Regions from separate parts of the Homo sapiens genome. Here region 2 is linked to region 1. A link is a contact called in ENCODE Hi-C or POLR2A ChIA-PET data. All regions are on one chromosome and are shown on one strand. The core of a region is the stretch at or near the end of the contact, and the rest is flanking DNA. Distances in the headings are between cores, read along the strand shown.

Region 1 (2,700 bases), core at 183-2,682:
TTCTGCGTGTCCCTGTTCCAGTTCTCAGTTTTCTTTTTCAAACTCAGAAATCCCAAGAGTCTGTGAAGGGCAAATGAAAAGCAAAATGACTAGACTAAATCTGAATGAAAGGGATTTATTCTAAGGTGATACTGCTCACTGCTCAAGGTGCTTATCTGCCCCCTTCATGGGCTCCCTCAAGTTTTCTGAGACTTCAAACAGCAACACTCAACTAAACTATAAAATAGTCACAGCACCTTTTCGAGAAATTTTGACTTTGAACTTGCTAATATGCAAAGGAAATAGTCCAACCATTTCTCTAGAACTTGGTTGATAAGAAATTTTATTTTGTCCCATTTATAATTTTATTCTAAAAATTTGTTTTTTTCTGCTATCGAGTAGGAGAGAAGGGAATAAGGGAAAGATTTGTTTTTGCACTACTGTGAGATTTTTATACCTTAGGCCAGGACAAAGCACACAAGAAATAAAATATTAACAAAATGTCCTTAATTTTCCTTTCTGACCAAAATTGCTTGCCTCTGCATTTATATATAAAGAAGGGATGTGTTGAGCAAATGAAGGAGGACAGCTAGGCAGACAAGATTTGCCCAGCGCCTGGCATACAATAGGGGCACAGGTCATTGCTTAACAAAACGTATAATTTATTAATACATGCTCGAAGCACTGCTATACTAACCAAATATTCCCTGCAAAATTTTAAATTTACAGTGCAAAATAAGAATAATTTAAAAACTGTTTCTAGAAAAAGAGCTTTAAGGGCTTCCCCCCCCATAACAATTTAAGATTAACCTAGAACATGGTAGTTATTTTGCAAGAACTGGGGAGCACCACTCTCTTCTCCTTGTGCATGTCTGACATTGGAGGCCTATTGTGCACGAAGTTGTGATCAAAATCCAAGTCAATTCATTTTGAAAAGTAACATGACTACAACATCCATCCACTCCAATGAGCAAAGGGTGTAGGCTTTGAGTATACACAGCAGGCCACACACTATGGGTCATGGCATACAGTCTAGCGTTGGAGGTTGCTGCATTTGTTCATGTATCTATGAGTTAGGTTTTAAGTTTTTTCCCCCTGTTCTATTAATATAATTAATTAGTTAATTAACCCCACTCATTCATTTACTCAGTCCACAGCCTTTTGTTAAGAGCCCGCCTAGGACATAAAGATGAAGATCCAGTGCCTACCCTCATGAAACATAGAATCCGAGCGAAGAAGGCTTACTTTGCAATAGTCATCCAAGTGGTGCTTTTATGGCGCTTTACTGCTCCCGCCAACACCCAGTGCCTGGGTATGACCTCAGGCGGTGGCAGAGCCCGCGTGCGAGGTCCCGCTCTCCCTGGCTTGCCCCGGCAGGGCGGAGTCAGCCTAGCAGCCGCCGGCGCTGCCCCCGCGCGGCCTTTAATTTTGCAGCTCCGACCACCGGAAATTAGTCGAAGGCTGAGCGGACCCGGTCGAGAGCCGGCGAGCTCCGCGCAGGGAGGGTGCGCCCACCGGTCCCGCCGGGCGCCCGCGGGACGCGCCGCCAGGGCCCTCTCCGCCGGGGGCTCGGCGCTCGCCCACCTCTTCCAAATTTAACCATTACCTAAATCCGAAGGGAAATGAGCAAACCTCTCGGATTGGGTGTCAAGGTATTTTCAGCCTCGTTGGGCGTATTTATCCCCAAGTGTTTCCACAACAAGCTATTTCGGGGCCTGCGGGGCAGGTTTCGCTCTGCGGACGCCGTGGCCACTCGCCGGGCTCCAGGCCGGCGGCACCGCGGGCCGGTGATTCACGGTCCCGACCCGGGGGTGGTGCAGCCCTAGGAGGCGGCGGGGTCGGGGGTGGGGGGGGCGGGTGACCGAGGCCTGAGGGGCGGGGAGGGTCCTCGGAGCGGGGCGCCCCCCACCCCTCTCTCGCCAGTCAATCTGTGTCCTCAATCTGTGGCTTCTCTCGCTGCGGAAGTCTCCCTGGAGCCAAGAATAGTTCATTTTCTTTCAAGTCATTTCTAGTGCCTAAGTGTCCGGACCTCCAATTTCCCCCATCCCCTGCCGACCCACAGGGAGAGAACTGGGAGGACTACTAAGGGGCGCGCGGGACGGGCTGGAAAGGCCAGGCCCCCCACCGCCTGGCCACTTGCGCAAAGGAGCGCGCCCGGCCGCCCGACGGGGGTTGGGAGCAGGTCTGGGAGGGCTATGCGAGCGACTCAGTAACGCTCAGGAAGTGAAGCTTGTGGTTTTGGGGGCTGAGCTCGGAAGGAGAATTTTTTTTTTTTTTAAGTCAGAGAGATAGAGCGGTCTCTCCCGAAAGCAAGATTCCGTTTGAAAACTCTCCTAGCGCGGTGCCCGCGCCGTGACTCCGCAGGTAGGTCCGCCGAGCCTGTTCTGCGCCTCCTGCCCTGGTGGGGGCGGCCGCGGGGACTCGCAGAGCACTGGCACTGCGGGGGCGATCAGAGGGCGCGGGCGGTTTCCCACCTGCTGCGGACCGCCGTGCGGGAGCCCAGAGAGCTCCGGCAGCTGGGTTAGGGCGCGACCCGCGCAGTGTGACTGGAAATCTGGAGCTGGGGGCGCGCAGCAGGCGGTCTGGTGGTTCGGCAGGGGAGCCAAATCCACCAGGGAAGGAAACATCTGGTGGGGAGGCGGCGGCAGCTGCGCTCGGGAGGACGCCCCCTTAGCGCCCTCGGCTCCCTCCTTCCTGGGCCCGGACGGTGAGGAGAGGCCT
Region 2 (2,700 bases), core at 91-2,590, 1.2 Mb before region 1:
CCACAAGTTGGGTTCCCACCTGGATCAGGACTCCACCCCCTTCTCCTAAACATGGAAACAACCCCGGGTGGAGCTAGAACCAGCTCAAGTCAGACCTCCCAGTCTAGGAAGATCATTGGTCTAACTTGATAACAATGTATAGAAAAGATGCTTTAAACAGAACTAGGTAAGGCTTGGCAAAAACTGGCTTTCCTGCAGCTAAATGCATGCTGACATGTACCTATTGAGTTTTGGAGCAACTAACTCTTAGGAATGTGTGTGTACTTTTGTCTTAGGAAAAAGACAAAACCTGCCATAGTCCTTGAAGGTAAGTAAACCATGAAAAATAGAAGTGCAATGTCTGATAGGCTTTTAAAAAGAAGAAGAATTGCTGCTCTCCTAGTTGGAGCCACAGTAATGTTATTACCTCGAATAATGAGGCAGTCCCCTGACTTGGCCTTCTACCATCTATTCTCCCCACCATGAACAGATGGATCACTTAAAAGTACAATAGATCATGCCACACTCCTGCCTAAAAACTTTCAAGGACTTCCTTTCACACCCTGATGGGGTCCACACTCCTCACAGGGCATTCATAATGCACCCCTGACTCTGGAGATGTGGTGAAGTGTAGTATAATAGCTAAGTGCTCCATGGCTATGGCACCAGCTGGAATCCTAGCTCTGTCCCTCACTAGCTGTGTAACTTTGGCCAAGTATCTCTACTTCTCTGTGTCTGTGTTTTCATTCGTAAAATGAGAATAGCAGTACCTACCTTATAGATGCATGTAATGAGCACCCAACAGCCATCACAGCTGTTTTTATTATTACTTTTGACCTCATCGTCTCTACTTTCCCCACCCCCACCTCATTACACTCCAGTCACACCAGACTTCTTTCTGTTCCTCAAATTTGCCAAACTTATGTCTAAATGTGGACTTTTGCCCTAGAGTGAGTGAAACTGTCTGCCCACACCCACTCCCACTCAGGCCTGTGAGCTGCTGGTTTCTTCTCATTTTCAGATTCCAAATGAAGGCACCTCCACAAAGAGGCCTTCTCTGACCACCTATTCCAAATCAGTCCTAAGTCTCTCACTAGCCCTGTGCTGCCCTATGGCAATTTCTGTGATGATGGAAATGTCCTATATACCACTAACCACTAGCCACATTGGCTATTCAGCACCTGAAATGTGGCTAGTGTGAATAACTGAATGTTTAATTTCACTTAATTTTAATTCATTTAGACTTAAATGTAAATAACCACATGTGGCTCCTGTATTAGATAGTCTGGCTGTAGCCATTACCTGACTCGTGCACTCGTCACTCCCTGGACTTGTCTTGCTGATTCATTTGTCTGTTGTTTGTCATTTGTCTGCCTCCCCCAACCAGACAGTAAGGTCAACAGAAGTGGCAGAGGGCCTTATGCACCTTGCTCACCGCTGTATCTCCCTGTGCCTAGGAGAATATCTGGGTCTTTGTGGGGCTCAATAATATTGTTGGATAAATAAATGAATGGGCATATAGAAGCACTCTGTAAACCAAATTACATAATATAAATGTAGTATATTATCATTATATGTGTATATAATTTGAAAGCCTGCAGGGTTATCTCTTTTTTTTTTTTTTCTTTTTAAGAGACAGGGTTTTGCTCTGTCACAGGCTGGAGTGTGGTGGCAAGATTATAGCTTGCTGCAGCCTCAAACTCCTAGGCTCAAGCAATCCGCTGGCCTTAGCCTCCCGAGTAGGTAGGACTACAGGAGTGTACCACGACACCTGCTAATTTTTTAAATAGAGACAGAGTCTTGCTTTGTTTCCCAGGCTGGTCTTGAACTCCTGCTTCAAGCATCCTTCTGCTTCAGCCTCCCAAAGTACTGGGATTACAGGTGTGAGCCACTGTGCCTGGCTGTGTTTCACTTTTTAAAAATCCCTAATACACACACAGCTGATCGTTAAATGTCAATAATTTTTAAAAGTTGTTTTCCTGTTTGGAGTGCATTTTTTATGTCTTCAAGTGAGACCCCTCACCACACAGGTAGTATATATGATAAGCAGTCCCTCTGGAAACCTAAGGAGGGCCTGGCCTGATCACAGTTCCAATTCCAGGCAACTTCTGAGCAGCTGTCTTTGAGTTAAGTAAAGCAGGACACACCTGTGAGCTCTTCTGCCTAGCACAGGCCGCGGTGGCCAGCCTTGGACCACAGAGGGCAGGCTCTCTTTGCTGGTCCCTGGGCTGTTCATCTGCTGCCCAGAGATCACTGTTCCAGGCTTGATCAGGATCAGGATCAGGTCTGAAGCCTCTGACATGCGTGGGCAGCTGCCATTCTATCATGAAAACATGAGTTTTCCTAAGGGGATTGCAGTATTCTGGAAATTAAAAACAAGGTAGGAGCAAGTCGTCTCCTTCCTGTGGGAGTAGCTGAAGCTCAGTTCTGAAATACAATGCCTGGCACTCCTGGGAGGGCTGGGACCTGGCCTGTTCCATGCCACTGGGCGGTGTGCGGTTTCCAAAGAGGGCTGGGGCTGTTATCTGACCTCCTGTCTTAATGAAGTGCTTTGGCTTCATGTCTGCCTCTGAGAGAGCTCTGTGACTGGAGCAGCAGAGTCAAATCGAAGACAGGGGACATCCCCCCAACCCCCATCCCCACCCCCACCTGGGCCTGAGCCCAGGAACTCCATGAGCACAGACTCACTGCCACTTCCATTGCTCAAAACCAGCTGCAGGG

Evidence for each region. Hi-C counts contacts between places; a loop is a spot of excess contacts on that map. ChIA-PET counts read pairs that join two places held with the same protein, here RNA polymerase II (POLR2A). Pooled maps may share reads with other maps.
Region 2: a loop to region 1 is called in a map with no recorded cell type, with 4 times the contacts of the local background. The contact joins the enhancer-like site here to the promoter of GFI1 in region 1. A Hi-C loop is called at or near these places in 5 of 37 single-sample maps with no recorded cell type and 3 of 50 pooled maps. POLR2A ChIA-PET finds 5 or more read pairs at or near these places in 1 of 52 experiments (GM12878).

Annotation. Positions count from the first base shown.
Region 1 is chr1:92,485,657-92,488,356 of GRCh38, reverse strand. It overlaps GFI1 (growth factor independent 1 transcriptional repressor), which reads left to right and starts at 1,432. Exons shown (of 7, transcript NM_005263.5): 1 at 1,432-1,631. RefSeq lists enhancers at 1,226-1,275, 2,176-2,325, 2,248-2,700 and silencers at 1,396-1,605, 1,696-1,805, 2,426-2,475, 2,676-2,700.
Region 2 is chr1:93,702,476-93,705,175 of GRCh38, reverse strand. It overlaps LOC102723480 (a long non-coding RNA gene), which reads right to left. Exons shown (of 4, transcript XR_947602.3): 4 at 1,521-2,700. It also overlaps a transcript of BCAR3 not described here. Among named protein-coding and RNA genes, the nearest start is that of BCAR3, 22 kb to the right of the region's middle. RefSeq lists enhancers at 395-544, 1,175-1,254, 2,697-2,700. Within about 2 kb of position 1,340, at least 17 of the 41 ENCODE cell types and tissues checked have a DNase peak (open chromatin) inside an H3K27ac peak, as active enhancers do; they include GM12878, where a contact is called at or near this core.